4 separate regions of the Homo sapiens genome follow, and regions 2, 3 and 4 are each linked to region 1. The links are chromatin loops, found by intact Hi-C in ENCODE. Cell type or tissue: B cell. All regions are shown on one strand.

Region 1 (8,000 bases):
AAATTTGAAGATTAAAGAATTAACCAGATTTTCTTTTGTCTATATGAGATGCATGCAGTCGTTTTTAGAGATGAGTTCCATCCCCACTTTGAATCTGAAGTATTAGAAGAGGCATGCTCTGGTGGACAGTGGGGAGTTAGCAGATGGAAGGGGATTTAGGGAAGGGACTGGACATTCTTCCTGCAAGATGGAGCAGTAAGAGAATGATGAGAGCTTTTAGATTCATGAAAAAGGTGACTCTAGGAGGCTTAGAATGTTCCAAAGGGGCACTTCAGCTAATAGTCATATTCAGAAGAGTGTTGTCTGGTTTACACAAACTGAAACTTAGGGCTTTGAATCAAGAGTCTCAGCTTCTACTTACAAGATAAGCAGTTTTGGGGAAGTCAGCCACTGAACCTGTTTCTTCATTTGCAAAATGAGGATAATAAAAATACCTATCTCAGGGTGGTTGTGAGATCAGTTGTATAATGTATGGGAAAATGCTTTAAATTTTAATTTTAATTTTAATTTCCAACCACTATATAAAAGTTGCCATGATTGAAATAAACAAAAAATTGATAAGCAAAATAAAACTTACCTGTTTAAACATTTATTCATTCAAAAACTCATCAAGTATCAACTAAATGTCAGACATTCAGTAATGACTGAGATACTGCCCTGATGTCAAGGAGCTTGCAGTAAAGCAGGGGAGCCAAATAATTGCAATATCTGCCTTAAGTGTGGTAACAGAGCATCACAGTTGGGATGATGCATTATTGGTACCATATTGTTGTATGTATAGGCTGTTTTGGCAGCACAGAAGAGGCATCTGCCTCACCCTAAGATCAGAAAAAACTTCCCAAAGAGGCCAGGCACAATGTCTCTCACCTGTAATCCCAGCACCTTGGGAGGCCTAGGCAGGCGGATTGTTTGATCTCAGGAGTTTGAGACCAGCCTGGCCAACATGGCGAAACCCTGTCTCTACAAACAATACAAAAGTTAGCTGGGCGTGGTGCCGCATGCCTGTAGTCCCAGCTATTCGAGAGACTGAGGTGGGAGGAACGCTTGAGCCTGGAAGGGCGGAGGTTGCAGTGAGCCGAAATTGCCCCATTGCACTCCAGCCTGGATGACAGAGCCAGACCCTGTCTCAAAAAAAAGAAAAGAAAAAAGAAGTCCCAAACAGAGTGAGCTAGACATTGAAAAGGTTCTAAGCAAAGGAACAGCATGTGTGAAATGGCAAGGCTTTTGGTGTGTTAGGTTATTTGGGATCGGGGGAATCTTAAAGCTTAAAAATGGAGTTAAGTTTCTTAGAATGAACATGCATTTTATGATTTTTTAAAATTGGTTTCATTTTGTTGAATTTCAATTATATGATTGTGATGTTTTCAGGATTTTGGTTTGAATTAAACAAAACTGGAGCCACAAAATTGGAAACAATACAATTTTTTTTAAAATGTGTAGGATCTGGCCGGGTGTGTGGTGGCTCACGCTTGTAATCCCAGCACTTTGGGAGGCCAAGGCAGGCGGATCACGAGGTCAGGAGATTGAGACCATCCTGGCTAACATGGTGAAACCCCGTCTCTACTAAAAATACAAAAAAAAAAAATTGGCCGGGCGTGGTGGTGGGCGCCTGTAGTCCCAGCTACTCTGGAGGCTGAGGCAGGAGAATGGCGTGAACCTGGGAGGCGGAGCTTGCAGTGAGCCGAGATTGTGCCACTGCACTCCAGCCTGGGTGACAGAGCGAGACTCCGTCTCAATTAAAAAAAAAAAAAAAAGTGTAGGATCTGCTCAAAGAAGGAAACTGGGTAATCCCTCCCATCATCATAGAGCTGTCTCACCAGTTATTCATTCAGTAACACTTACTGAATACTTAATATTCCAGAGAAATGAAAAAGCCAAAGTCCTCGCCTTAAAGTTGCTCACAATCTCATGGGGGAGACCAACACATAATTATAACCAATTCTTATTTAGCACTTACTCCATGAGAGATATACTTAACAATAATTCTTCAGAGGTAGAAAGGATTACCATCCCTTCTTAGAGAATTGAAGCACAAATTGACTAAGCAACCTTCTCAAGGTCACACACTTAATAAGTGGCAGAGCCAGAATTTAAACCCAGGCAGTCTGGTTAGTTTGTGCTTTAACACCTACTTTATGTAGCTGTTCTGATTATTAAAATACAGTGTAAAAAGTGCAAAATAAAGAGGTAATACACAATGAGATCAAAACCTAAAATAGTGGGAGAGGAAGGTGTTACAGAGGCTTTCTGCAGGAGGTGATAAACTGATTTTTAAATGATATCTGGGAGGTTCAGACCCAAAGAACCAATCGGCATGAGTAAAACTGCAGGGGAAGTAAGAAATTTATGAAGTATACTGGATGTGTGTGGAGGAGGGTGAAGGTGGTGATGAGCAGTTTTATGTTGCTTGAACATGAAGTTTGAAGCAGGCAGTAACTAAACATGTAAGACTAGATGGGTGGGCATGGAGGGCTTTGTATGCCTCAATAATGATTTTATACTTTAGTCTGAAGATATGTGAGGGGAACCATGGTAGAATAGTGTGATATGATTTTTCTTCTTCATGAATCATCTTCAAAACAGCATTGCTCTGGGAAGAAAAAGATTACCTGAGAGTGAAGGATTTGAGAGACTGGTTGAGCCTATTTTAATAACTCAGGAGTGATAACAGAGGCCTTGCAAGAGCAGGAAAGGTAGGGATGGAGTAGATGGGCAGATTTGAGAAATATTTAATGGGAAAATTGGCAACACTTAATGGTTGATTATGAGGGAGAAGTTATAGGTAGCTCCCAAGTAGTCTAGGTGATTGGTACATAGTGGTGGCAGCTGAGACAAAATACAGGGAGGGGCATTTTTAAGTGGGTTCCAGACAAAATCTGAGTCCACAGAATTAGTACTTTGAAATAGAAGTCCTACAAAACGAACCCTAAGAATATGAATGCCATGTGCAATAAGGGATTTCCTGGTGAAGCGTTTTTAGCTGAGAAAAGCCTACTGTTTACACAGTGCCCTCTGGTGGTCAGAAGATGCTGTGCTGTCTCGTTAGGATGAATGGATTAAAATGTACTTTTCCTCCTCTGCTTCTGGAGAGGGAGAGAGGAATATTCCAGAAGCCACTGTGTTCCTTCTGCTTTCTGTGTGGGTAAGTTCATTTCTTAGAATATAATGCAACTGAACTACAGGAACATCTCACTTATTTGTAAGTTATTTGGTTGGCAACCTCAGCTATCCAGTGCCTTGGCCTGATGCAAAAGAGGAAGGAAATATGATCGCCTGTCAGCAAAATTCAGGAATTAAAACTTTACATCTTATGAGCATTTCCCTAGATCTTCAGAAGATGTTGTGCTCCCTCTTTAGGATGAATGGATATGTAGATTCAATTTTCAATGAGTTTTTGTCTAATTTCACAGCCAAGAAGAGATTGAAATGGTGGGCCACAGGAGATCAGCACACCTTTCAGAAGTGACAGTTGTTGGCTTGCAAGTAAAGAGACAGAAAAATACTAACTAGCCAACAAAGCCCAATCTCCAAAAGCATAACAGTCTGAGGCCATTTTGTGTAGGTGCAAACCCTTGCAAATTTGAACAACTACTATGTTTCAGCAAAACATAATTGTTTCAGAGGAGAAAACAGCCAGCCGGGTGATGCTATATGTGTAGGCTGCAGTTAGAGTAGTATGAAGAGCCCTAGACCAGGATTGAGGAGACCAAGGTCTTATCCTGACAGCCACTAAAACTAAATGTGACTTTGAACATACCACTTAACCTCTTAGGGCCTCAGTTTGCTTTTTGATCTATAAAGCAGTGGGTTGAACTTGATCATTTCATAAAATTCTATAAACTGTAATTATGACATTAATTTTTTTTAAATTGTACTGTGCTTGGATTGAAAAGGCAAAGGAACATTTGTCATCTCTAATTTATTTAAGAGTCCTCTGAGAAGTATGATTATCCCAATTTTATAGATGAGAAAATTGGGCTTAAAGAAGTTCCCGCATAGCTAAACTAGTGGTAGAGTTTGTATTCAAACAAACAGTATATGCTCTCTGGCTTCTTTTTTAATTCCTTCACTTGACAAGCACATATTAAGTGTCAACTATGTGGGAAGAGTGTGCTAGGCACAAGGAAAACAAAGGCCATTAAGCCTTGTCCCTGTCTTTGAGGCTTCAGTACAGTAGGCATTGCTGTATCACACTGCTCCTTGGATCTCTTGTCAGTGCTAATGATACAAGTAATACTACTGCACTGTTAGGCTTAATATATAGCTCCATTATGTCTTTAGGGTGTGGGTATAAAACTAAGCCACCATTTATATTATTGTTTCTATGGGAATATGTGTTTCAAGTTCCAAATAAATTAAAAATAAAGTTTTAGGATATAACCCAGTTATAATTGCAGAACTTCCTGTACTAAGTACTGAATTTGGAGTCTAATGCACAGCCACCAGTGCAGATAGTGCATAAAATTTTCTAAACTTGATCGTGTTTGTCACTTAAGTGCGTTGAAATAAAACCTCTTATCTTTGGGAGCCTCTACAACTGGTTATTCCTGGAAGTTTCAAGGAGAAACCTAGAGAATGTAATAGAGATTGGACCCTATACCCTGCAAGATGGTATTCTAGGAAAGAATTTTGCCAATGTGACATTATTTTTATAGATGGCAGAATCTTTAAGGTCATGATCTTGGGCTTAGAGTCATATTGCCTGTGTTCTAATCCCATGAAGTCCTCTCTTTGTGATATTACAAAGGTTATATAACACTGTATGCCTCTGTTATTTAATCTTGAAAATGAGTCTTATAGCAGCATCTACTTTGTAGGGTTTGTTACGAGGATTAAATGCTAAAATGATACTTATATATGCATACATACACATAAAATGATACCTATATATGGATACATACACAGATATGCACACATACACACATACATGTATATACATACATGTATATATGCAATATATGTGTGCATATCTCACACATATATATTGCATATATCCATATATATCCATATGTGTATATGTGTAATGTATCTGTGAGAGATATATATACATCTCCCTATACATCTGCCTGGAATAGAGCCTGGCATATAGTGAGACATAACAAATGTTAGCTATTCATATTATTATTGTATTACAGTTGTCATTTACTCTACTTTGATAACCTTCATCTACCAGTCCAGTAAAGCAAATCTACCTTCTGTCCTGTTACATTTCCAGCCAAGCTGCTGTGTACCCTCCTCAATTATTTACATACACATCTATATAAATACTCGAAATGCCTCACCCTTGCTTTCTGTTTATCCTACTCATTCATCAAGGCTTTACTCAAATCCTACATCCTTCCTAAAGCCTACTATTTTGGTATAATTAACGCTTTTCTTCTAAACTCTTGCTGAACTTTATTCAATATAGTTTATTTTTATTTTTATTTTTATGTTTGAGATGGAGTCTTGCTCTGTTGCCCAGGCTGGAGTGCAGTGGCTCAATCTCAGTTCACTGCAACCTCTGCCTCCAGGTTCAAGCGATTCTCCTGCCTCAGCCCCCCAAGTAGCTGGGATTACAGGCATCCACTATCATGCCCGGCTGATTTTTGTATTTTTGTAGAGACAGAGTTTCACCATGTTGGTCAGGCTGGTCTTGAACTCCTGACCTCAGGTGATCCACCCACCTCAGCCTCCCAAAGTGCTGGGATTACAGGTATGAGCCACCGCACCGGCCTCAATATAGTTTATTAAACTCCTCAAATTGTTTCTTGGTTTCAAATTTAATCCCTCATATACAGTTATCTCTATTGTACACCATCCTTCTCCACCCTCCATTTCAATGCTCTATCCAGTGTTAGGAACATTATGAGTATTCAATAGATTCTGATATTCTGATGTTAAAATGTAAGAATCCTTTCATTACATTTTAGACTTTTAAAATACTCTGTAATCCTCAAATCCATATGCATACATACATTCAACCTATAAGACATAGAAATAGGTAAAAGGAAACATATATACATAAATCTTCCTTGAGATCCAGAGGTAATTGTAAGTCAGAGATTGGGGTGCTGAATTGGGACTGTGATGCTAGGCTCTCTAGACTTTCACTGAGGCTAAGCGAATCATCTTCAAATGCCTCATTGGTGCTGCAAGTCTGTGACACAATTTAGAGGGTGATTATTTGCCTCACAGAAACACTTTAAAATTCCTTTAAGTTACTTCTTTATTCATTGGATATGCTTATTTATAGACCCTTAAATTATCATTTACCAAGGCTGGAGCAAGAGAAACTTCCAGCAAAACTGTTATTTCCAATTTGAGAGATCTAGCAATGGAGGAAAAATATTTCTGAAATCTTACTATGTCAGTGAGAAATTTACTGAAATAGCTTACACAGTATAACTTAGGGAACACATCTATTGAATAAGACTAGATTGACATGTATGGATAAAGCCACATTACAGATAAAGAATTCAGATTGGGGTAATCACTTGCTCAATAGCATCCAACCAACAAACCCTGTATTAAGGACTCATGCCCTGTCCTTGTTTAGTGTTCTTTCCGGAAGACCATACTGTATAGTACCAAGGAAGTGCCATATATAGAGGTTATTACTATCTGGGTGGTCAGGAGTCCTTAGTCCTAGTATGTGCTTCAGCACAGTTAACTATACCCTGATACATTAAAAACCATGTATCTTTGCCTTCTATGGAATAAGAATGTTAGACTAGATTAGATCTCTCTAAGCTCTAAAAATGTATGATTAAATTACTTAATATGCTTAATGTGCTTGGTGACTGTTTTTAAACTTGAGATGAGCCGTTAAACTTTTTCAGACTAAAATTTTAAAAATCCAGTATAAAACTTTTTGGATCACCTAACTCCTTAATTCTTGCTAGAGTTCTGCACAGTGGGTATCCTTCTAGCCTTAGTGTAACTCTTGGCATTATATAGCTTGTTTTCCTTATCCAAATGACATTAAGTCCTTTGAGTCACATTGGAGGTTCTGCTCTCAGACCTGAGCCCTTGACTTCTAGTTGTGCTAAACTTGTCCTACCAGTGATGCAGCTAGTAGTACAAACAAAAGCAATCACAGATTTCAGTCGTAAAAACAAGAACAGCTGAAATACAAGCTGTCCATTTACTTAAAACCTTTTATAGGCTTTACTAGAACATAAAGTTCATTAACTTTTTTTGGCAGCATTAATAAAGAGGTCAAAAAAATGAAAAAAGAGCAAACTCCTCTTGGAATTTGAGTGAAATTATAATTTAATGAAAGTGAATGCCTCATAATTTTTTTTTTTTTTTTTTGAGATGGAGTCTTGCTCTGTCGCCCAGGCTGGAGTGCAGTGGCACAGTCTTGGCTCACTGTAAGCTCCGCCTCCCGAGTTCCCGCCATTCTCCCGCCTCAGCCTCCCAAGTAGCTGGGAATACAGGTGCCTGCCACCACGCCCGGCTAATTTTTTGTATTTTTAGTAGAGACAGGGTTTCACTGTGTTAGCCAGGATGGCTCGATTTCCTGACCTTGTGATCCACCCGCCTCCGCCTCCCAAAGTGCTGGGATTACAGGCGTGAGCCACGGTGCCCGGCCTCAAAAATTTTTAATGAAAAAATTATCTTCAAGAGATAAGCTAAAAGTCTCACAGGAATTTAGATCCCTCCTCCCCTGCCGCATACTCCTCTACCTGTTTTTGGTGTAGTAATCCTTCTTAAAGCTTTTCTGGGCTAGGCACAGTGGTTTATACCTGTAATCTCAGCACTTTGGGAGGCTGAGGTGGGAGGATTGCTTGAGCCCAGGAATTCGAGACCAGCCTGGGCAACATAGCAAGACCTCATCACTACAAAAAATATACAAAAATTAGCCAGTCATGGTGGCGTATGCCTGTAGTGCTAGCTATTCAGAAGGTGTGAGGTGGAAGGATTGCTTGGAGAATGAGTACCCATATTAAAGCAGGAACAGAATGCTATTGAGGACATTCTGAGCTATGATGGCATGCCAGCCTGGGTAACAGAGT
Region 2 (8,000 bases), 120 kb after region 1:
GTAATAAAGTGCCACAGATGGAATGGTTTACACAATAGGAATTTATTGTCTCTCACTTCTGGAGGCTGGAAATCTGAGTTTAAGGTGTTGGCAGGGTTGGTCCCTTCTGAGGGAAGGATCTGTCCCAGGCCTTTGTCCTTGGCTTGTAGCTGGCTGTCTTCCTCCTGTGTCTCTTCACATGGTGTCCTTCCTGTGTGCATCTGTCTCTGACTTCCCTTTTTTTTTTTTTTTTTTTTTTTTTTTTGAGACAGAGTCTCGCTCTGTCGCCCAGGCCGGACTGCGGACTGCAGTGGCGCAATCTCGGCTCACAGCAAGCTCCGCTTCCCGGGTTCACGCCATTCTCCTGCCTCAGCCTCCCGAGTAGCTGGGACTACAGGCGCCCGCCACCGCGCCCGGCTAATTTTTTGTATTTTTAGTAGAGACGGGGTTTCACCTTGTTAGCCAGGATGGTCTCGATCTCCTGACCTCATGATCCACCCGCCTCGGCCTCCCAAAGTGCTGGGATTACAGGCGTGAGCCACCGCGCCCGGCCGACTTCCCCTTTTTATAAGGACACAAATTATGTTGGATCAGGGGCTCACCCTACTTCAGTATGACCTCATCTTAACTAATTATATCTGCAACCACTCTGTTTCCACATAAGGTCACCTTCTGAGGCACTGGAGGTTAGGATTTCAACATAGGAATGGGGCTGGGCACAGTTCAGCCCATAGCAGATGGTATGCGGCTACAGAAGCATCAGGATGGGAAGGCATGTGCTCGTGTCCTTGTGGGGGTGGAGGCCCGGAGGCCGTCTGCCACATCCTTCCCTGTCTTCACTGTAGGGTGGCTGGGCCGGGCTGGGCCCCCACCATCCTATGCCTGCCACTGGCTTGCTCAAGTGAAGCTGGTCCCACCTGGCCCTTTTAGCCCCTACATCTGTGTTTCCTCTGGTCATTTGGTTTTTGCATTTTGTGGCGTCTCATTCTCCCCCAACCTTCTGGAATCCACTGGTTCTAAGGACTCAACCCCTTAGGGCTTTGGGCCCCCCAGCTGCCTCTACATTCACCTTGCAGGGCTCAGGGCTCTGTGAGGCTGTCCGGCAGCCCACCTTCAGCCTGGGGGGCCCATGTTGGACCCGGACCTTCCCTAAGACACTTGAGGAAAGAAAAAACAGCCCCACTGTTCTGGAGTTTCCTAAACTTACCCAACAGGAGCCTTCTAAACCTACCCAAGTGGGGAGTGGGACCTGCTCCCCTTCCCTGCCCCACATACACTATTTGCCTTCTACCTTCTCTCTCCCTCAGCTTCCCACACTGGAGATACAGTCTATTTTCCCCCAGATGAGTGGGTGCTTAAGTTATCTCTACCTAAGGCTCGTAGTAGAAGTCAACATAGAACTCTAAGCTATACTTTTGATCGTTAAAGTGAACTTTTTAGAATTTAGAAAAAAAATTATCTACTCAAAACCAAGTCTTCCTTTCAAGAGTAGTGGCCTTAATTTTTTGATCATGCATTCCTAACAACAAAAAAAACTTAAGCACATACATAAATGTATATTTAATATATTTGTGTATGCCATATATATTAATATATACTTGGTTATATATGTATATATGGTAACATGTATATCTGTATATGGTAGATATACATGTAACACTGTATTAATATATTACATGCGTTATAACACATACATCCCAAAATGGACATTTTAAAAGATAAGGTAAAAAATGAAAATAACAATTCTAATATTTGCTTTCTGTCCCCATTGTGCTGTCTTGGGCACACCCCACTTTAGAGACAATTTTTCACTACTATTGTCTTGCAAGGGATTAAAAAAAATGAATTTGGCAACCAAAACTAAGCAGTGAACTGGTTGTTCCCAACAGTATCTCTCTTTCCCTGAAGCATAGAAACCTGTTGATTAAATGAGTGGAGAGCCACAGAGCATCATGATTTAAGTGGAAAGAAAAATATACCCCTTCAATATATTCAAGAATATAAATTCCATTCCATGGAAACCAAATACAATGGGCTGGCCCTGATTGCTAAGGCCTGAGAGCAAAACAGACTTTCTCAGGAAGGAGAGCGGGAAGGAAGAGCCACCAGGAGGTGCACAGGGAACAGGGCAAAGAGTACTGAGTTCTGTGTGTTGGGAATAAAAAAGGACATGCAGTCGGAATCAGGGCTTCACTGTGTTTCCCATGGGCTGAGCAAATCCCCCTTTTGAATAGCATATGGCATTGCTAGTCCACATGGAAGTCCCCATGTCTGAACACCAGTCCTGATTGTAGGTACAGTCATAGGACATCCTTGTACGTATAGCATTTCCCACATGGGAGCATTTGAGAACCCAGGAAGTCAGAGGAATTAACTATAATTCTGTCCTTGCATTTCAATAAAGACCTCGGACAAAGACTGGGGGATTTCCAGCAACTAGTCACTTACCTTAGATTTGTTATGTTGGTTATGTTGCAGTGTGGTCAAGTAGAAAAGCAGAAAGTTCTTGAATCCTGGCTACTGCTTGTAAGTTAGCTGACTTTGGACAAGTTGACTGTGCTAAGCCTTGGTTTCCTGTCCATAAAATGGCCCAATACTAAATAATACAATCTATACATAGTGTCTATCATATCGCATGGCACACAGTAGGCATTTAGCAATCCCCATTAAAGTTAGCCAATAGGCAAAGGACAGACTTAATAAAAGTTTCCCCTCAAATTTCCTAGCATCTCCTACCTGCCTGATGCCTGCCCCTCCAACCAAATCTTGGAGGGGTTAAAGTGGTCTGTTTAAAAAAAAAAAACTTTTTAGGAATGTTTGACTTTTTAATTAACTTTAAAATTAATACAATTTTTGCATAAGAAACGACAATCATTAGGAAAATTACCAATGAGTTTTTTTGTGTTTTGTTTTGAGATGGAGTCTCACTCTGTCACCCAGGCTGGAGTGCAATGGCACAACCTTGGCTCACTGCAACCTCCACCTCCCAGGTTCAAGTGATTCTCTACTTCAGCCTCCAGAGTTGCTGGGATTACAGGCGCCCACCACTATGCCCGGCTAATTTTTGTATTTTTAGTAGAGACGGGGGTTTCACCATGTTGTCCAGGCTGGTCTCAAACTCTTGACCTCAAGCGATCCACCTGCCGCGGTCTCCCAAAGTTCTGGGATTACAGATCTGAGCCACCGTGCCCAGCACCAATGAGCTTCTTACCATGTTTATTTTGAACCATCTCCCCTCCACTTCCATAGTATTTGCATCTGGATTTGATGCGAACTCCCCAATCATGATACATTCACGTTTTTTATATGAAGCTCTTGAAAATCTGACCATCCTCAAAATCAAAAGGAGTGTATGAGGCCAGGTGTGGTGGCTCAGGCCTATAATCCCAGCACTTGGGGAGGCCAGGGTGGGAGATGGCTTGAGTCCAGGAGCCTGAGCAACATAGACCCTGTCTCCACAAAGAAACAAAAACAAAAAAAATTTTTTTTAACTTGAAAAGATGTGTGTCACCCATCCCCAAACCTGGGACTTCAGGCTGTACGGCAGATGGTAGAAGTACTTATGTGAAGGCTGTGGGTGGGAGGAGACACTTCTCACTGCTGCTTGCAGCTGAACCTGCAGTAGCTCCCTACTGGAGGTGCAGGCATAAACCTGGCAAAGCCTCTATTGGGCCTGAAATGTCAGCAAACAGCCGCCACCTGTAGTTACTCGTGTGGGTACCAGCGCTATCCTCAGATGGCCTCTCTCACGGTCTCCCTGGAGGTGTGCTGGGTTCCGGGGGAATCACAGCTGAGCTGAGCCACTGGAGTCGGCTCACCAGATTTGCACAGAGCTGGCCTTCCAGGAAGTGGGGCAGCAAACTGGCAGGTGGGTGACGAGGGTGGCAGGACAGGCGGTTGAAGCTGGGGATTGGAAATAATCCTCCTGGAGGTGTTTCTGGAAGGACAGATCTGTGGTAAGCATCACAGTGAGGGGCTTGGGCAGCCGAGAGCAGCTGGTGATGCGCAGGGAAGGAGGTGCCTGCTCCTATTTCTACTAAAGCCTACTCTGTTTATTTTTACTAAAATGTTTTAAAAATAAAATGTATAAAAAGACGAAGTTTTGAAAATTACAACACAGGCATGGTCTTTCTGCCCCCACGTTTGTCTTCACGTCTCTAGGGCGACCTGTTGGAGGCCCTCGTGGGCTCTGGCGGAGTGAGAAACACTGCCACCTGCTGGGCCTTTTGAGAATGTCAGTGAACTCCGCCCGCCAAACCCAGTTCCAAACCTTCCCCTCAGTTGCAGGTTCCGAGATCTGTGGCAGGCTTTGCCACTGGCCCCAGGAAGGAGTTACTCAGCTGACCAGAATATAGAGATAATCAGCTAGACCTTGTTTTTTACCTTGAAGAGAACTGGATTAAGTGAAAATTTCAATACTTGCCTCCTGAAATAATCTATTTTGTCCTACAATTTTATTGCCTCCATAGAAATGAATACAGCCAAATAGCACTAGATTAGATAAGCAGAACTGTCCTTTAATAGCTTCAGCCTTATCAGCTACGGGACATGGGGCAACCTTCAATTTAGTAGTTATATCTACCACACAGAATTATTTTAAGGATCCAAAAATCTTGGCACATAGTAAATGCTCAATAAATATTAATAGTAGCTCTTATTCTTTTTTATTTTTTGACACGGTCTCATTCTGTTGCCCAGGCTGGAGTGCAGTGGCACAATTATAGCTCACTGGAGTCTTGAATTCCCAGGCTCAATTAATCCTCCCACTTTAGCCTCTTGAGTAGCTGGGACTAAATCGTGCCTCGCTAATTTTTGTATTTTTTGTAAAAACGGGGTGTCGCCATGTTGCCCAGGCTGGTCTCCAACTCCTGGGTTCAAGCTATCATCTGCCTTGCCCTCCCAAAGTGCTGGGATTACAGACATGAGCCATGGCACCTGGTTTTATTATTCTTAATTTGGTTCTAAAATACTATATAATCTAAGAAGATGGTAATATTAACCCATTATTAACCTAATATTTGGTCAGGGAGTGTATTTTAGATAAGCCTCTTTGTTCTCTTTGGCTAGGGTTCGGTCCTAAGTGAGGCATAGATCATGGGAATATTCTATGATGATGGAAATGGGCTATGCCAGCCCTACCCACTCTGTTATGCAGGGTCATCCTGCTCTACCATTCTCATTTTCTCGAAAAACAAAAAAAGAAACCAAAAAAGCACACACACATTGCAACATACACCAAGAACTCTGACCAGAATGTGCTGACCAGAAAAACTACAGCTGACACGTGGAGGAGAGGAGATAAAGGCTGTGAGGATTTCTTTTTTTCTTGAACCCCGGAAGGCCAATGTGTCTGGGCACGTTTACTTCTGGCCTTAGAATTTTAATGTAAGCCACTAATTAAAGTTCAGATGTGATTCACCAGCACATTAAAACAAAACAAAACAAAAACCCCTAATATATTGAAACAAGTGAGAGGAGGGTGGATGATGAGAAATTACTTAATGGGCACGATATACATTATTCTGGTGATGAATGCATTGAAGCCCAGACTTCACCACTAACAAGATACCCATGTAAGAAAATTGCATTTGTCACAGCCATAAAAAAGAACGAAGTCATTTCCTTTGCAGCAACATGGCTGCAGCTGGAGGCCATTATCCTAACGCATAGGAATTAATGCAGGAAGAGAAGAGCAAATACTGCATGTTCTCACTTATAAATGGGAGCTAAACATTCCACTCTCATGGACATAGAGATGGCAAAAATAGACACTGGGGGCTGGGTGCGGTGGCTCATGCCTGTAATCCCGGCATTTTGGGAGACTGAGGCAGGCAGATCACCTGAGGTCAGGAGTTCAAGACCACCCTGGCCAACATGGTGAAACCCATCTCTACAAAAATTAGCCGCGCATGATGGCGGGTGCCTGTAATCCCAGCTACTTGGGAGGCTGAGGCAGGAGAATAGCTTGAACCCAGGAGGCAGAGGTTGCAGTGAGCCGAGATCATGCCATTGCACTCCAGCCTAGGCAACAGAGCAAGATTCCGTCTCAAAAAAAACAAAAAACCCCCCCAATCCAAAAAAAGAAAAAAAAAATAGACAATGCAGACTGCTAGTGTGGGAGGGAGGGAGAAGGGCAAGGGTTGAGAAACTATTGGGTACTATGCTCACTGCCTGGGTGACAGGATTGATCATATCCCCAACCTGAGCACCATGCAATGTGCCTGGGGAACAAACCTGCACATGTACCCCCTGCATCTAAAATAAAACTTGAAATTATTTTTTAAAAGAGAAAAGAAAATTGCATTTGTGCCCCTTAAATTTATGCAAATAAAAAAGAAACATATTGAAACAAAGCAAAACAAAAATTAGAGAGGCCATCTAACGGCAAAGCCCTGTGTGCTGGGGAGTGCAGGGGGTGGGGGAATGGAGGAGAAGATGTTACAGGAAAGGGGTCCCCATCTAGACTCCAAGAGAGGGTTCTTGGATCTCATGCAAGAAAGAATTCAGGGCCAGCCCACAGTGCAAAGCAAAAACAAATTTATTAAGAAAGTAAAGGAATAAAAAGATGACTACTCCATAGACAGAGCAGCCCCGAGGGCTGCTGGCTGCCCATTTTTATAGTTATTTCTTGATGATATGCTAAACAAGGGGTGGATTATTCATGCCTCCCCTTTTTAGACCATATAGGGTAACTTCCTGACGTTGCCATGGCATTTGTAAACTGTCATGGCACTAATGAGAGTGTAGCAGTGAGGATGACCAGAGGTCACTCTTGTGGCTATCTTGGTTTTGGTGTGTTTTGGCCAGCTTTTTTACTGCAACCTGTTTTATCAGCAAAGTCTCTATGACCTGTATTTTGTGCCGCCCTTTTACCTTATCCTGTCATTTAGAATGTCTTAACCGTCTGGGAATGCAGCCCAGTAGGTTTCAGCCTCATTTTACCCAGCTCCTGTTCAGAGTTGCTCTGGTTCACAGGCCTCTGACAGGACCACAATAGGAAACTCACTTAGCTAAACATCTGCCAAGACAGTGAGAGAGAAAAGAGGAGGGGAGGGAGAGGGAAGGTAAGAGAAAGTGAGAACAAGGTTCTGTAGAGCCAGGAAACCACCCCCTGAGCAGCTCCCTTTCTCTGCAAGACTTGCAGTGGAGGGCATGAAGCATAACCAGATGCAGCTCCTCTGTGAGGAGACTCAGGGCCTAGGACTGTTCCTTGGCGTTCAAACTGTTGCAGGATTGTACCTGAGCCTCAGCCCTTGATAGTTTTCATCAGATACCCTCCTGGCCTGATGTGAAACCAGGCAGCACTCCATTCATACACAAGTTTCCCCTTTGTTCACAGAGGTGCAATCTACACAAAACGCGCAGTGAAAATGTGCACATGTTTTTAGGGGGAGACTTTGTGTTGGCATATCCCAACTTAGGAATCCATTGAACTGAGCATTGCAGGTATGTACTCATATAAATTATGTCCTGTGAAAAATAGGAAAGAAGAGCACATCTGATCACTGTAAAAGCAGTTAATTCGGGCCAGGCGCGGTGGCTCACGCCTGTAATCCCAGCACTTTGGGAGGCCGAGGCGGACGGCTCACGGCTCATGGAGTCAGGAGTTTGAGACCAGCTTGGCCAATATAGTGAACCCCCGTCTCTACTAAAAATACAAAAATTAGCCGGGCACGGTGGCATGCGCCTGTGGTCCCAGCTACTCGGGAGGCTGAGGCAGAAGAATCACCTGAACCCGGGAGGTGGAGGTTGCAGTGAGCAAAGATTGCGCCACTGCACTCCAGCTTGGGCAACAGAGACTTCATCTCAAGGAAAAAAAAAAAAGCAGTTAATTCTTAATTTTTTTTTTTTAAACAGGGTCTCACTGCAACCTCTGCCTCCTGGGTTCAAGTGATTCTTGTGCCTCAGCCTCCCAAGTAGCTTGGACTACAGGTGCCCGCCACCATGTCTGGCTAATTTTTGTATTTTTTGCTAGAGACAAGGTTTCACCATGTTGGCCAGGCTGGTCTCAAACTCCTGAC
Region 3 (8,000 bases), 81 kb before region 1:
AATTACAACTAAGACTTTTGAAAAAGATATCTTTCAGGGCTTTTGTCTTTCTTTTTCTTTGTCTTTTCTTTCTTTTTTTTTCTTTAAGAGATGGGGGTTTGCTCTGTTGCCCAGGCTGGAGTACAGTGGTGCAGTCATAGCTTACTGTAGCCTGGAACTCCTGGGCTCAAGTGATCCTCTTGCCTCAGCCTCCTATATAGCTGGGACTACAGGCATACACTGCTATGCCTGACTTTGTCTTTCTTAATCTTTAGATTACGAGTCATTCTCTAGGATCTGCTAGGTATGACTTAGTGATTCAGATACACTTAATTCTTTAAACCTTTTTCTCTTTTGCTTTCGTCTTGAAGAATAACTCCAACACCCCTGGGAGAAGGGAAAAGCACAACTACAATCGGGCTAGTGCAAGCCCTTGGTGCCCATCTCTACCAGAATGTCTTTGCGTGTGTGCGACAGCCTTCTCAGGGCCCCACCTTTGGAATAAAAGGTACTAGTGAGACTGGACCATGGGTGGTGACAGGGGACCTGCTTCTCCTTCAGTCCTCCCAGGCCCACGCAACCTATGATACTTATGGGGTCTTCAACTCATTTCAACACCAGGAATGTCATTCTCACAAACCTCTGTAGTCATGCTTTTGATGAAGGCTGTCATTGGATCTCCCCAGCTCCTGCTGTCACTGTTGGCCACTGCACAGGGATTCTCTGGGATGGGTGATATGTAGCTGGAGGTGCTTTTATTTGACCCTCATAGTCCACTGCTACAGTAACCATAAAGGTAATCATAGCTACTGATCATCTTACAGACACTCTAGAGACAATGACAAACCCCACAGATGTTTCACCTTGTTGGGAATAAGAAAAGCCTACCTTTATTGAATATATGCTTTGTGCCAGATATTGTGCTGAGCAGTTTTTGCATATTATTCTATCATCCAGTACGAGATAGTATTGTCACCATTTTAAAATAGCAGCAACTGGGACTTCAGAGGTGGCTTGGTCAAAGGCACCTGTATTAAGTACCAGAGTGATTCTTCCATGTCTATTTCAAGCTCTAAATTACTACCATACTCGCACTTTACCTTCAGATTTTTATTGCTGCGGTACTAAGAACATGTGTTTTTTTTTTTTTTTTTTTTTTTTTGAGACAGGGTCTCACTCACTCTGTCGCCCAGGCTGGAATGCAGTGGTGTGATCTCGGCTCATTGCAACCTCTCCACCTTCTGGGTTCAAGAGACTCTCCTGCCACAGCCTCCCGAGTAGCTGGGATTACAGGCACGCATGACCATGCCTGGCTAATTTTTGTATTTTTGGTAGAGACGGGGTTTCACCATTTTGGCCAGGCTGGTCTTGAACTTCTGACCTCAAGTGATCTGCCTGTCTCAGCCTTCCAAACTGGTAGGACTATAGGCATGAGCCACCGTGCCAAGCTGCTGTCTTAATTAAAATAATGTTTATTAATTATGATAGGTTCTTAGAGTTAGCTTTCTCTGCTTGGTGAGGGTATCACATTTTGCTTGTTCTAGCAATTACTACAAATGTTGACACCGGGAACACCTTCACCCTTCCACCTTTTTTTTTTTTTTTGGAGACACAGTCTCGCTCTGTTGCCTGGGCTGGAGTACAGTGGCACGATCTTGGCTCACTGCAACCTCCGCCTCCTGGTTTCAAGCAATTCTCCTGCCTCAGCCTCCCAAGTAGCTGGGACTACAGGTGCGTGCCACCATGCCTGGCTAATTTTTGTGTTTTTAGTAGAGATGGGGTTTCACTATATTGGCCAGGCTGGTCTTGAACTCCTGACCTTGTGATCTGCCCACCTTGGCCTCCCAATGTGCTGGGATAATAGGCATGAGCCACCGTGCCCAGCCCACCCTTCCACCTATTTTATAAATGTAATCACTTTGTTCTGCTCTTGAGCTTGTCTTAACCCCCTTTCAACTTCAGCACGAGCTATTCCTTGTTCTGCTTATTGAACCCATTATTTTCCTTTTACTCTTACTGCAAATTGCCTCACTGCACGGTCTCTGCCTCACAAAAACAAAATACATATTAATATATCTCTGGGCTGGGTGCAGTGGCTCATGCCTAAAATCCCAGCACTTTGGGAGGGTGAGGTGGTAGATTACTTGAGGCCAGGAGTTCGAGACCAGCCAGGCCAACATGGCAAACCCCGTCTCTATTAAAAACACAAAAATTAGCTGGGCATGGTGGTATGTGCCTGTAATCCCAGACCATTACCCTCCAGCCTGTGAGACAGTATGAGACTCTGTCTAAAAAAATATATATCTGATTTACATTTATTGCACTGATAATGTGGTAACCTGGACTTTTTTTGTTTGTTTGTTTGTTTTTTTTGAGACAGAGTCTTGCTCTGTCTGGAGTCCCAGCTCAGGCTGGAGTGCAGTGGCATGATCATAACTCACTGCAGCCTTGATCTCCCAGGCTAGGACTATAGGCATGAGCAGCCATGCTTGGTGTCCTGAACATTTTCAACTGGCTTTTGGCTAATACAGATTGAGCATCAGAAATCTAGAAACCTGAAATCTGAAAGGCTCCAAAATTCTAAACTTTTTGAGTGCTGACACGATGCTCAAAGGACATGCTCATTGGATCATTTCAGATTTTAAATCCTGGATTTGGGATGCTGGATCAGTATGATGAAAATATTCCAAAATCTGGAAAACAAAAACCCAAATCCAAAACCCAAATCCAAGCATTTTAAATAAGGGATACTCAACCTGTAATCCAAGTAGCCCAAAAAAATCTAGCAATTAGGCTGCTTTCTAACAGCCTAATCTATTTATCTCTATTTAGGAAAAATTATAGTCTTTTTGTTAGGTGTATGTATTTTAAATATTTCTGTTTTAAAAGCCAAAGTAGCTTTATGAGAGTAGGAAATTGAACAGGTTGCCTTTATGTAACTGTCAGCTGGGTGTTTTAACAAATGCCAGTAATTACAAGGAACATATTTCTAAAGATAATGAGTAGGTATATATTTGTTCATGGTTTTGTCATTTAAACTCAGATTTCAATTGAGAGACTAGTATTAGAAAACACTTGATCAAAACTGTCCAAATGATTCTAAAAAATAAATAAATAAATGTGCTTAGTAGTTACAATAATGCATTTGCATTTATTTGATTTCTAAGTCATTGGAGAAGCATGCTTAACTGAGCTTCCACCCTTGACCTGTCCCCTAGGTGGCGCTGCAGGAGGCGGCTACTCCCAGGTCATTCCTATGGAAGAGGTAAAGTATTCTGGGATTTGGCTGAATTAGATCCCCCTTTTTTTGTCGGGGGGGAGGGTGCTGAATTAGCTCCCTTTTTTTCCCCATGACGGAGTCTTGCTCTGTTGCCCAGAGCTGGAGTGCAATGGCGCAATCTCGGCTCACTGCAACCTCTGCCTCCCAGGTTCAAGCAACTCTCCTGCGTCAGCCTCCCGAGTAGCTGGGATTACAGGCATGCACCACCACGCTCAGCTAATTTTGTATTTTTAGTAGAGACGGGGTTTCACCGTGTTGGCCAAGCTGGTCTTGAACTCCTGACCTCGTGATCCGCCCACCTCGGCCTCCCAAAGTGCTGGTATTATAGGCGTGAGCCACCGCACCCAGCCTAGATTCTTTATTATAGCTTTTTCTCTCTGGAGATTAGCCTTTTTTGTAGAGCTCTTAGCGGACAAATGACTTGTTTCTCAGCAAAAGCAACACCTAGGGGGAAAACAACTTAATTTGCAGACTTGTGATACAGCTTGGTTTCAAACTTTGGCTTTCAGTGGGAATGATTATTATAAGCAAATGACCAAATGAAGCATGGTATCGGGAAGCACCAACACACAGCGATTTCAGAATTCATTTATGTAACTGCAGAAATTGGAACATTACATAGACATAGAGTCGGTGCTGCTCCCGTGCACTCCTCCTCGCTGTTTTGAGGTGTGTCCTCAGTAACCCAGTGTGGCTGTTGATCCCAGTGGTGTGGTATTTGTGGTCTCTGGACATCTCATTTTGGAAAAACTGCAAGTTCTGTATTTGGGAGGAGATTCTTCTGTGGACAGATAATTAGTCTTTTATGTTTTCTTTTTCTTTTTCTTTTTCTTTTTTTTTTTTTTTTAAGACAGAGTCTCACTCTGTCACCCAGGCTGGAGTGTAGTGGTGTGATCTTGGGTCACTGCAACCTCCACCTCCCAAGTTCTCCTGCCTCAGCCTTCCAAGTAGCTGGGATTACAGGTGCGCACTACCACACTTGGCTACTTTTTATGTTTTTAGTAGAGATGGGGTTTCGCCATGTTGCCCAGGGTGGTCTTGAACTCCTGGCCTGAAGTGATCCGCCCGCCTCGGCCTCCCAAAGTGCTGGTATTATAGTTGTGAGCTACCACACCCAGCCAGTCATTTATGTTTTCAAGAACTCCCTATATTGGGTGTTTGTCCACTAACTGGGCTGCCTTCAGTATTCCATTGGCTTTAAAATAGGGATTGAGCTTTGCAATAGAATGAAAGTTGGAAAGATACAGAGCAGCTGGGAGACTAATGTGGCTTCTGTTCTTTTGTAGTTTAATCTCCACCTCACAGGTGACATCCATGCCATCACTGCAGCTAATAACCTCGTTGCTGCGGCCATTGATGCTCGGATATTTCATGAACTGACCCAGACAGACAAGGTAGGATGCCAAAGCCCCATGAACCCCATTGAACAGTTTTGAAAGTATTGAACCATCTGAATTAGTGTTGGTGTCTTGGGTGCTGAGGATGCAGGTAGCAAAGCAGTGGGGCTCCTCTCATTTTAAAGCCCCTTTCTTTTCTTTAAGGCTCTCTTTAATCGTTTGGTGCCATCAGTAAATGGAGTGAGAAGGTTCTCTGACATCCAAATCCGAAGGTTAAAGGTAAGCTTTTTTTCTTCCACATTTTTTATATTGTATGGAATCTGGAATCTGATCATTGATTAGGACATAAAAGTCTTCTTGGAGTAGCCTATTTTAGATGAAGTTACATCAGTAATCATAGTCTTAAAGTCATGATATACATAGCAAAGATGGATGGTAGAGGTTATTTCTCATTTATCTATAGATTAGAAGTGGCTAGTGTGGAATAAATAGAACACTGACAACCTGCCCTCAGCTAAGAAAGAAACGACACTTCCTTTATAACATGAACAAGAGTCAGGATGTCACTGTGGCGGCATAGCAGCCTTTGGAGTTTGCATCATTGGGACCTTAAGCAAATTTGTTAAATGACTTGTTTCTCCGCTTACTTGTCTGTAAAATAATACTTGCCTTGCCCTGAATAGATAAGGGTCTGTGTTAAACAGTTAAAACCATAGTTATATCTATATTTTATTTGAATTTCTGTAACAAATACATAGTTAGTAAGCATACACCATACCACCTGACCCAGAAATCTCACCCAAAATAAATGAAAACTCTGTTCACATAAAAATCTGTACATTAATGTTTTTAGCAGCTCTATTAATAATTTCCAAAAACTGGGAACTAATCTAAATGTCTTTCATTGGATGAATAAATAAACAAACTGGTACATCCATCCAATAAAAATAAATGAGCTATTGATACAAGCAACAACTTGGATGAATTTCAGTGGCATTATGCTGGGTGAAAGAAGCCAGTCTCAAAAGCTTGCATATTGCATGCCTCCATTTATATGATATTCTCAATAAGAGAAAACTATAGTGCTAGGGAACAGATCAATAGATGTTAAGGGTATGGATGAAGGGAGGGTATGACCATAAAGGAACAGCAAAGGAGAGGTGTTTTGTTTTGTTTTTTGTTTTCTTTTTTGAGACAGCGTCTCTCTCTGTAACCCGGCTGGAGTGCAGAGGCACAATCACAGCTCACTATAGCTTCCACCTTCCAGGTTCAAGCAATCCTCTCATCTTAGCCTCCTGAGCACCTGGGACTATAGGTACACACACCACCACACCTGGCTAATTTTTTATTTTATTTTTTTGTAGAGACCGTGTCTCACCATATTGTCCAGGCTGGTCTCAAACTCCTGGTCTAAAGCGATGGTCCTGCCTCAGCCTCCCAAAGTGTTGGGATTACTGGCGTGAGCCACCACGTCTGGCCACAAGGGATTTTTTGTTTTTGTTTTTCTGTTTTTTAATTTTTCAAAAATTTATTGGTTGGTTGTTTGTTTGTTTGTTTAAGACAGAGTCTCACTCTATCTCCCAGGCTGGAGTGCAATGGTGTGATCTCAGCTCACTGCAACCTCCACCTCTCAGGTTCAAGCAGTTCTCCTGCCTCAGCCTGAATAGCTGGGGTTACAGGTGCCTGCCACCATGCCCAGCTAATTTTGGTATTTTTAGTAGAGAGAAGGTTTCATCATGTTGGCCAGGCTGGTCTCGAACTCCTGACCTCAGGTGACCCACCCGCCTTGGCCTCTCAAAGTGCTGGGATTACAGGCGTGAGCCACTGTACCCGGCCTGTTTGTTTATGTTTTTGAGAAAAGCTTTTACTCTGTCACCCAGGCTGGAGTGCCGTGGTGCAATCACATCTTACTACAGCCTCAACCTCCAGGACTCAAGTGATTCTCCCACCTCACCCAACTAGGTAGCTGAGACTACAGCCAGGTACCACCATGCCCAGATTTTTATATATTGTGTAGAGACCGGGTTTTGCCGTGTTGCCCAGGCTGATCTCAAGCTTCTGGGCTCAAGCAATCTGCCTACCTTGGCATACCAAAGTGCTGGGATTACTTGCATGAACCACTGAGCTCAGCATTTTTTTTTTTTTTTTTTTTTTAAGAGATGAGGAGGCCAGGCGTGGTGGCTCATACCTGTAATCCCAGAACGTTGGGAAGCTGAGGCAGGTGGATCACCTGAGGTTGGGAGTTTGAGACCAGCCTGACCAACATGGAGAAACCCCATCTCTACTAAAAATACAAAATTAGCTGGGCATGGTGGTGCACGCCTGTAGCCCCAGCTACTCGAGAGGCTGACACAAGAGAATCGCTTGAACCTGGGAGGCGGAGGTTGCAGTGAGCTGAGGATGCCCCACTGCACTCCAGCCTGGGTGACAGACAGAGACTGTCTCAAAAAAAATTGGGTTTGTGTTTTACAACACTTCTTGGTCACTATGATACTATGATTATTTAGGTCTAGGCTTAGGGAAATCTTCTGGTGCTCAGTTATAGGGACAAACATGTTAATAATACCTTTGTACATGTGTGAGTAATGTGAATTTGCAGATATCGGGATAAAATCACTTTTGTCAGACCCAGAAAAAACAGGGCTGGGAAAACATGAAGAAGAGGAGGCTTACACTTACGTGTCTGTGATAAGAACTGTTTGCAAGGCCTGTAATCCCAGCACTTTGGGAGGCCAAGGCAGGAGGATGACTTGAGCCCAGCAGTTCGAGACCAGCCTGAGCAATGAAGCAAAACCTCGTCTCTACAAAAAAATTTAAAAACGAGCCAGGTGTGGTGGCATGCACCTGTAGTTATACCCAGCTACTCGGGAGGCTAAGGCAGGAGCATCCCTTGAACCCAGAAGTTCAAGGTTGCAGTGAGCTATCATTGGGCCACTATAATCTAGCCTAAGTGACAGAATGAGACCTCATCTCAAAAAAACAAAAGCAAAAATTGTTTCCAACAACTTTATAAAACCCCAAAAGAAATCCCTTCACGTCCTTCACACATCTCCTGCTTTGCACAGCTTGCACATTTCAAATGTATACTTATGTTTCCATGACAAGACTTATCACTAGACATTCTTCAGGATGGGAGTAATTCAGATAAGATGCTCTTGAAAGTACACTTATCCAGCAACGGCAACTGCACCAATGAATTGACAACTCTGGCTTTGAGCTTCTGGGAGCGATGAATTCTGTTTTTTTTTTTTTTTTGAGACAGGGTCTTGCTCTGTCACCCAGGCTGTAGTGCAGTGGCACAATCATGGCTCACTGCAGCCTTGACCTGAACTCTCTAAGCAGACTACGTGAAGCTCTCCCTCTTTTCTTTTTTTTTTTTTTTTTTTTTTTTTTGAGATGGAGTC
Region 4 (8,000 bases), 170 kb before region 1:
AAAACCCCCTGCTTTCCTTTGTTTGTGCGTCCTCTCGTGGCAACCAGACCTACGAGGGGCACCCTCCTGAAAGAGTAAATTTGCCTTGCTGAGAAAATTTATATTCGAGTGCTATTTTCTTTTATTTTGTGGCACTGAAAAATTTGCTTCTAACATGTATGTAGAAGTGGGACTACGTCTTCATAAGGCATGCATGTATTCAATTTTAGTAGATGCTAACTACAGCAAGCAAAATAATGGGTCCCCCAAAATATCCTTGTCCTAATCCCTGGAACCTATGAGTATATTAGGTTACATGGCAAAAGAGAATTAAGTTTACAGAGTTTGCCAAGAGGTGGCCTTAAAATAGGGAGAGCATTCTGGATTGTCCAGGTGGGCCCAACTTAATCACAAGCACCCTTAAAAATAGAGAAGAGGGAGGCAAGAGAAGGAGAATCAGAGAAATTGTAGAATCAGATAAAGAACCAGAGAACAGTAGCTGTGAGAAAGACTGGATGGGCCTGATCAATTCCTACTAGTTTTAAAGATGGAGGAAGGAGGCAATGAGGCAAGAATGTGGGTAACCTCTAGAAGTTGGAAAAGGCAAACAAATGGATTTTCCCCTTTCCAGAAGGAACACACCCTGTTGACACTTTAATTTTAGCCCAATGGGACCTCTAGAACTGTAAGATAATAAATTTGTACTGTTTTAGCCACAAAGTTTATGATAATTTGTTACAGCAGCAACAGAAAACTCGTACACTGCCAGTCTTCCAAAGTAATTTTATCAATTTATATACTTAAGGAGCTTTGAAAAAAATATCCATACTTCAGCCTCATACCACAAACTGAACTGGAATCTCTGGATAGGCCTAGGAAAAAATAATTCCTTAATTAGGTCATTTCATAGCATCTTGAAGGTTGAGAATCATTTATCTAAAGCCTTAAATCTAAATCCAATTCTTATCATTAAAGAAGAGTGTGGCAGTGATTTGGACACATGATTAAAAGCTTTTCTAGGAAACAGTGTTCCAGGTCCTTGAAGGATCTCCCCTGTTTGCTCAGAGTTAACACAGCTAACGTTTTGCACTGCCCCATGATTGAACAATCAGTTCCTACTAACACAATTCATAAAGGAGCATTAACACTAAGCCCTCTTTGTTTTTACAAGAGATTTTTCTTTAATATGCTCAGAAAGTGGCTCTTTCAGAAACTGGCCCACCTTAACACCTTGGCCTTCATGGAGAGCTTGGCTGTAGGAGCTGGTAGGGCCTCCATTTCCTGAGAGAAGGGTGTCCTGGAAGGAGGAGAGGGTCTGCCTGTTTCATGCCCAGGCTCCTGTGTGCTAAGGCTGCAGCAGGCAGATGACCCTTGGGCCGTGGCTCTGGGGAAATTCTGAATAAGAAGGTGGTTCTTACAGCTTGAGCAGGCTGGGCTGCAAGTGGAGGCTCTGGTCAAGGTGTCCCTCACTTTTCCTCTTTTGCTAGGCTGGTGATATTATTGAGAGGAAGGATAAGCAAGTTTCTTACATTGCAGCCAGGGATCCTAGAATCTGGGGAAAGAGCCTCCTTCCCCAAGTTTGCAGCACAGCTTCTTTGGTAGCGATACCACTAACTACTGAAGTTCACTCGGCAACAAATTTATAAATCCTGAGAAGCCTTGGGCAGTTTCTATCACAAAGGTATGTCATCAAAAAGAATGAAGGGTGATGTAATGTTGAAGCTAGTATCCATGTACCTTCCTGACAGATGTCAAATATTACAGTGCTTCCCTTTAAAATCAAAATATTTAGGCTGGGCACGGTGGCTTATGCCTATAATCACAACACTTTGGGAGGCTGAAGTGGGTGGATCACCGGAGGTCAGGAGTTCGAGACCAGCCTGACCAACAAGGTGAAACCCCGTCTCCACTAAAAATACAAAAATTAGCCGGGCGTGGTGGCAGGCCCCTGTAGTCCCAGCTACTCAGGAGGCTGAGACAGGAGAATTGCTTGAACCTGGGAGACGGAGGTTGCAGTGAGCCGAGATTACGTCACTGCACTCCAGCCTGGGTGACACAGCAAGACTCCATCTCAATAAATATATAAATAAAATCAAAACATTCCATGGCATGCTGAGATCCTTACAGTGCACCAGTGTGCCTTGGCACACAGTTTGGGAATCATGGCTGTGGCCATTTGGAAAGTGATTCTCATTTATCCCTTGAATGAATATTCAAGATAATTATTTTGTTCCAAAATGGTACTTCTGTAAGGTCCAGTATAATCTCACCCCGCCCATGCTGAAGAGCTCTCTAAAACAGGCATCGAGTCCCACAGGCCTGTCCAGATTCTGACTTGTTCCCACAGAGGATATCTTGGGTACATCTAAAACTACCTCGGAAGGTGAGCAGTTTCCATTTTTATTTTAAATTTTAAATTTTATTCATTTATTATTTTTTGAGACAGAGTCTCACTCTGTCGCCCAGGCTGGAGTGCAGTGATCTTGGCTCACTGCAACCTCCACCTCAGCCTCCTGAGTAGCTGAGAATAGTTTCTTGAAAGTCACTAAGCTACAAACAACCATTACAGAAATCAAGATATGTTATTAGTTTGGGTCACCCAGGTATTATGTACAAAGAATTGGTACTAGAAATTTAGTCTTATTAAACATTATTAAATGTAATATATTCTACTTTCAAACAATATTTTTAAGCTAGAAAAATGGTCTCTTCTATTACAATAACTCTATTTAAAATTTCCTTTGCATTTAAATTTTTTCTTGCTTTTACACTTTTATAGAGTAAACTTAATTTTATTGCTGCTTATTTTGTTATTTTTCATCCATAAGGTAATTACGTTTTGGACTTCTGATTTGCTGAATGATAATACCAGTCCCCTAAAAACACATTTTTCTACCCATCCTCCAAAAACCATAGTGATCAACACGGAGATCAAATAAAAACTACCTATAAATCATGCCTAAAGCAAAACTAGAGAATACCACAAACTTCAATTTGCATGTTAGTGGGGAAATAAATATTCTAAACCAGCAGAGGCAGCTACAGAGGAAGGTGCAGCTAATTTTCACTGGTGTAGAACACAGACAACCTTACCCCCAGAAACAAGACAGATCATAAATGGTGAAATACCAAGAACAAATCTGAGATCTGGTGGATCAGAACACTGACAAATGAAGGAAAAGCAAGGGTCTTGGAAGCACATGAGACCAAAAATGGCAGTTGTAGAGGGCAAGGTTTCTGAGGGGAGAGGGAGGTAGTTGTGTTCCTTGGAGGCTTGGTAATAAAGGAAAAGAAAAAAGCAAACAGTGGAAATTAATATGTTTATACAAATGAGACAGTATTACAGAATCAGACATCATATAAACCCTCACTCCCAAAAAGGCTTGATCTAGTAAACTTTAGAAACTGCACTCACTGTGCCAACAGAAGAGGGTAGTATTGAGCTAAGGAACCTAGTGAGTAAGCCCTGCCTCCAGCTACCCTAAAGTAGAAACATCTGAAGACCAGAGCAATTCAAGGAATTTGAAAGTGAATACAGACAAATGGCAAATTATATTCACATAAAATTACTTTAAGAAGAAAATAGAAAGACACTATCATCTAAACTGTTCAGGCGATGAAAAAAAAAATACTCCCAAAAGACAGCCATGGGCCGGGCATGGTGGCTCACACGTGTAATCCCAACACTTTGGGAGGCCAAGGAAGTTGGATCACCTGAGGTCAGGAGTTCAAGACCAGCCTGGCCAACATGGTGAAACCCCATCTCTACTAAAAATACAAAAATTAGCCGGGCATGGTAGCACTGCCTGTAATCCCAGCTACTCAGGAGGTTGAGGCAGGAGAATTACTTGAACCCAGTAGGTGGAGGTTGCAGTGAGCCGAGATCATGCCATTGCACTCCAGCCTGGGTGACAAGAGCGAAACTCCATCTCAAAAAAAAAAAAACAAAAAACAAAAAAAAAAACACAGCCGTGAAACACAGGACAAATATTTGACACAACACCCCTGAAAAAAATTAAATATCAATTTTTAAAGGATTTGCAAAAATGGGGGGAAAAACTTTATTTTGAATCAGAAATGTAATAATTCAGAATAGTCCAAGATATCTAGATGTGAGAGTTGAACTCAGGCAAGAAAACACTAAATCATCTAAAAAGTGAAGAGTGAACTACAAGGTGACCAAAGGAAAACAGATTTGACTGAAAATAAAATAAGGGACTAGACACGGTGGCTCACACCTGTAATCCCAGCACTTTGGGAAGCCAAGGCAGGAGAATTGCTTGAGCCCAGGAGTTTGAGACCAGCCTGGGCAACATGGTGAAACCCTGTCTCTACAAAACATACAAAAATTAGGTGTGGTGGTGGCACGCCTATAGCCCCAGCTACTCGGAAGGCTGCAGTGAGAGGACTGCTTTAGCTCAGGAGGTCGAGGCTGCAGTGAGCCATGAGCATGCTACTGCACTCCAGCCTGGGCAACAGAGTGAGACTCTGTCTCAAAAAATAAAAGAGAGGAATAGAAACAATCAAGAAAGTGAACACACAGAAGTTAAAGAGAGAAAAAAGTGAAAATGCTAATATCATGACTTTATGTTTTAAGCATATCTTAAGGTATAAGTTTCATAAGCAACTAATATATGGAGAAGTGACATATAATTTAAAAATTGCCCCAGATGATCAGTTGGCCTTTAAAAAATTCTCTCGAAATATTTGCTTTATAAGTATAGTGAAAATCTAAGCAAGTTAAGAAGCACTACTATATTCTCCTAGACAGTGACACAGAAAGTGACACACATGGTTTCCCCTGAGCTTCACATGATGACACATGATGTCATAGAACTCTACACTCCTGGTCACTTGTTAGAGTATATAAAATAATCATATATCCCATCCCTAGCCACTGTGGGTTTAGCAGGGATAAGCACTTGACCTAAACTGGGTCAATAAGACCTTTTCTTGGGATTCTCTCTCCTGTCACAGAAACTCCATATAAATCTCCATGGTTGCCAGTGATCATGTTTCCTGTCATGGAGAAAACCAACCAGCAGTCAGACAGATGAGCTGACACATAGATGCCAAGAAGTGACCATGAGAAAGGGCTTGTAGGTTCCAGGTGCTGATCCTGGGGCCCAGGTGTATCTCCGCCCACCTGGAGGTTAGGTTGTTTAACTCATGATTCCATAAGCCAATATTCCCTTTTGTCAAGTTAGTTACAGTCTAAGTAGGCGTGGGTGTTTATCACTTCAACTAAATTAATTTTAATTTTACTATTTTGAAAAAACCTCTTGTTCTTGTCCTGATACTTCTTCAGGTGCGCTCTTTGCTGTTGGGGGCTCAGAAGTGACAGCATCTAACATCTGCTGGGTCTTCTCTTTGTCTGATCTTGCCTTTTGCTCTGCAGAGTCTAATGTAGTTTTCAAGTTTTCTGTTTTCACAACTGCCTTCTCTTTCATCGTTTCAACATTTGCCTTCTCTTTCATCCTTTCAACATTTGCTAAAGATTGCCTGAGCTCTTCAATTGTTTTGTCCTGTGACAGCATATAAGATGGGGGAAAGGAAGGAAATAACTAGGATTAGATCTCTTCTAAATAACAGTTATGATAACTCTTGCTTCTTTTCCTTTTCTTTCTTTTTTTATGAAGACAGAGATATATGGAAAAGAAAAACATTCCAAAATTTCTGAATTAAGAGGACATTTCTCCATGATCGTGCTCATCAATAACTATTACTTAGCACTTTTATTAACTGGCCACTTGGGATTTAAAGAGTCTTAACATGTTTTCTGCATCCTCAAAGGTCTTAAAGCCCTACATTAATCAAATACAGAAATACAGAAGATAATTGGCATTTCAGTAAGAGAAATATTGCTGATAAACTGGCATATCAGTTGATCAGTTATTTAGTGCCTGTTTGGCTTAAGGCATAATTTTTGAAATAGTATAACTGAAGTTTGATATGGAGAAGGTCCAAAGAAGAGTCCCCAAAATGACTACAACTTTTAACTATTACCCCAATAAGAGACACAAGTGAAACTAAAACAAAAAACAGACTGGGTGAGGTAGCTCACACTTGTAATCCCAGCACTTTGGGAGGCCAAGGCAGGCAGATCACTTGAGGTCGGGAGTTTGAGACCAGCCTGGCCAACATGGTGAAACCCTGTTTCTACTAAAAATACAAAAATTAACTGGGCATGGTGGCACGCGCCTGTATTCCCAGCTACTTGGGAGGCTGAGGTGGGAGGATTACTTGAACCTGGAAGGCAGAGGTTGCAGTGAGCCAAGATCACGCCACTGTACTCCAGTCTGGGTAACAGAGCAAGACTCCATCTCAAAAAGAATAATAATAATAAAACAAAAAACAAGGGATTTGTAATAATAACACTTAGAATACAAGGAGGAGGATATATGGATATATGGGGGTTTCAATTGTATTGGTAATATTTGTTTCTTAAAATGAGTGGTGAATTCCAATTTTATTCTATATGCTTAAATATATATTCTTTTGTATGTATGTAAAATAATTTTAATATTAATTTTTTTAGCTTCAATGAAAAGCATGCTGCTAAAATGGTAAAAGACCAAAGCTTTAGTGAATTTCTGAAAGCCTCACTTCCTTTACTTACTTTAAGGACATTTACTCTTGTCAGCTGAGTTTTCATATTTTTATTTGACAATTTCAAATCACTGAGCTGTCTCTGAAGTTTCTGAATTTTCTCCTCCAATCTTTGCGTAGTAGCAATCTGCAAATTCTGCCAAATATTCAATAACATTTGTTTTGTTGCATGTTGTCTTTCTCTAGCTTTTTGAACTTCTTGCTATGCTTGTCTATCTGGGAATGCTTAGTCCCTGAGTTTTCCTTTGCAGAAATCAACAGTATTGAAGTAAAAAATTGTGCTTTAAGATGTTATTATACACTAGCATAATACCACATCCACTCCAGACTAACACACTGCAGGCTTAACAATACTTCCATAAGTAAAATATTTTTCACCATAAATAAGCATTATTAAAATAATCAAGAAAATAAAATATGACAATAAAAGTGATGACTCAGGACTACCAAGAGTACAATGAAATAGATTTTATAAGCACCAAGCAGTAGCATAGATTAGTTCAACTTTTCTAGGAATGTATTATAAAGAAATAATCAAATATGTGGATAAAGATTCACACACGGGCCGGGCACTGTGGCTCAAGCCTGTAATCCCAGCATTTTGGGAGGCTGAGGAAGGCAGATCACGAGGTCAGGAGATCGAGACCATGGCCAACATGATGAAACCCGGTCTCTACTAAAAATACAAAAATTAGCTGGGCGTGGTGGCAGATGCCTGTAATCCCAGCTACTGAGGAGGCTGAGGCAAGAGAATCGCTTGAAACCGGAAGGCGGAGGCTGCAGTGAGCGGAGATTGCACCACTGCACTCCAGCCTGGGCGAAAGAGCGAAACTCCGTCTCGGGGAAAAAAAAAAAGACTCACACAAAGATATTATTTATTTTATTTTATTTTTTAAGTTAGGGTCTTGCTCTGTCGCCCATGCTGGAATGCAGTGGCGTTATCACAGCTCACTGAAGGCTTGACCTCCCAGGCTCAAGTGATCCTCCCATCTCAACATCTGGAGTAGCTGGGACTACAGGGTGTGCACACCCGGGCTTTTTTTTTTTTTTTTTTTTTTTTTTTTTCCCTCAATCTCCTGGGCTCAAGTGATCCTCCTGCGTTGCTCATCCAAGGTGCTGGTATTACAAGGGTGAGCCACTGCACCCGGCCATAAAGATATTCAGATATTCTTTTTGAATATCTGAGAGTTTCGCTCTTGTGGCCCAGGCTGGAGTGCAATGGCATAATCTTGGCTAAATGCAATCTCCGCCTCCTAGGTTCAAGTGATTCCCCAGCCTCAGCTTCCCGAGTAGCTGGAATTACAGGCGCTTGTCACCATGCCTGGCTAATTTTTTTATTTTTAGTAGAGACAGGGTTTCACCATGTTGGCCAGGCTGATCGCAAACTCCTGACCTCAGGTGATCCGCCCACC

Evidence for each region. Hi-C counts contacts between places; a loop is a spot of excess contacts. Peaks named below come from ENCODE experiments on the same cell type or tissue, not always from the same donor. Only the 100,000 strongest peaks of a DNase experiment are listed, where the experiment ranks them.
Region 2: it touches region 1 in a loop (10-fold over the local background); 24 of 110 quality-filtered maps call a loop at or near these places.
Region 3: it touches region 1 in a loop (14-fold over the local background); 22 of 110 quality-filtered maps call a loop at or near these places.
Region 4: a loop joins it to region 1, with 10 times the contacts of the local background. A loop is called at or near these places in 32 of 110 quality-filtered maps.

What each region holds. Positions count from the first base shown.
Region 1 is chr14:64,508,243-64,516,242 of GRCh38, forward strand. The region is part of intron 1 of ZBTB1 (zinc finger and BTB domain containing 1); the gene reads left to right. HSPA2-AS1 (HSPA2 and ZBTB1 antisense RNA 1) reads right to left here. Exons shown (of 4, transcript NR_110550.1): 4 at 5,909-6,139. Among named protein-coding and RNA genes, the nearest start is that of ZBTB1, 7.5 kb to the left of the region's middle. In B cell, CTCF peaks have their summits at 3,048 (motif pointing left) and 3,250; DNase peaks (open chromatin) are centred at 329, 2,449 and 3,019; H3K4me3 peaks cover 336 bases; H3K27ac peaks cover 3,741 bases.
Region 2 is chr14:64,632,681-64,640,680 of GRCh38, forward strand. No RefSeq gene overlaps it. Among named protein-coding and RNA genes, the nearest start is that of PLEKHG3, 68 kb to the right of the region's middle. RefSeq lists an enhancer at 438-940. In B cell, CTCF peaks have their summits at 4,207 (motif pointing left) and 4,408; DNase peaks (open chromatin) are centred at 161 and 4,191; H3K27ac peaks cover 150 bases; H3K27me3 peaks cover 363 bases.
Region 3 is chr14:64,426,987-64,434,986 of GRCh38, forward strand. It overlaps MTHFD1 (methylenetetrahydrofolate dehydrogenase, cyclohydrolase and formyltetrahydrofolate synthetase 1), which reads left to right. Exons shown (of 28, transcript NM_005956.4): 12 at 351-487; 13 at 3,198-3,244; 14 at 4,546-4,653; 15 at 4,801-4,875. Among named protein-coding and RNA genes, the nearest start is that of AKAP5, 35 kb to the right of the region's middle. RefSeq lists an enhancer at 3,065-3,359. In B cell, CTCF peaks have their summits at 3,201 (motif pointing right) and 3,407; a DNase peak (open chromatin) is centred at 3,205.
Region 4 is chr14:64,340,925-64,348,924 of GRCh38, forward strand. It overlaps the pseudogene TEX21P. Among named protein-coding and RNA genes, the nearest start is that of MTHFD1, 43 kb to the right of the region's middle. In B cell, CTCF peaks have their summits at 3,381 (motif pointing right) and 3,580; a DNase peak (open chromatin) is centred at 3,417.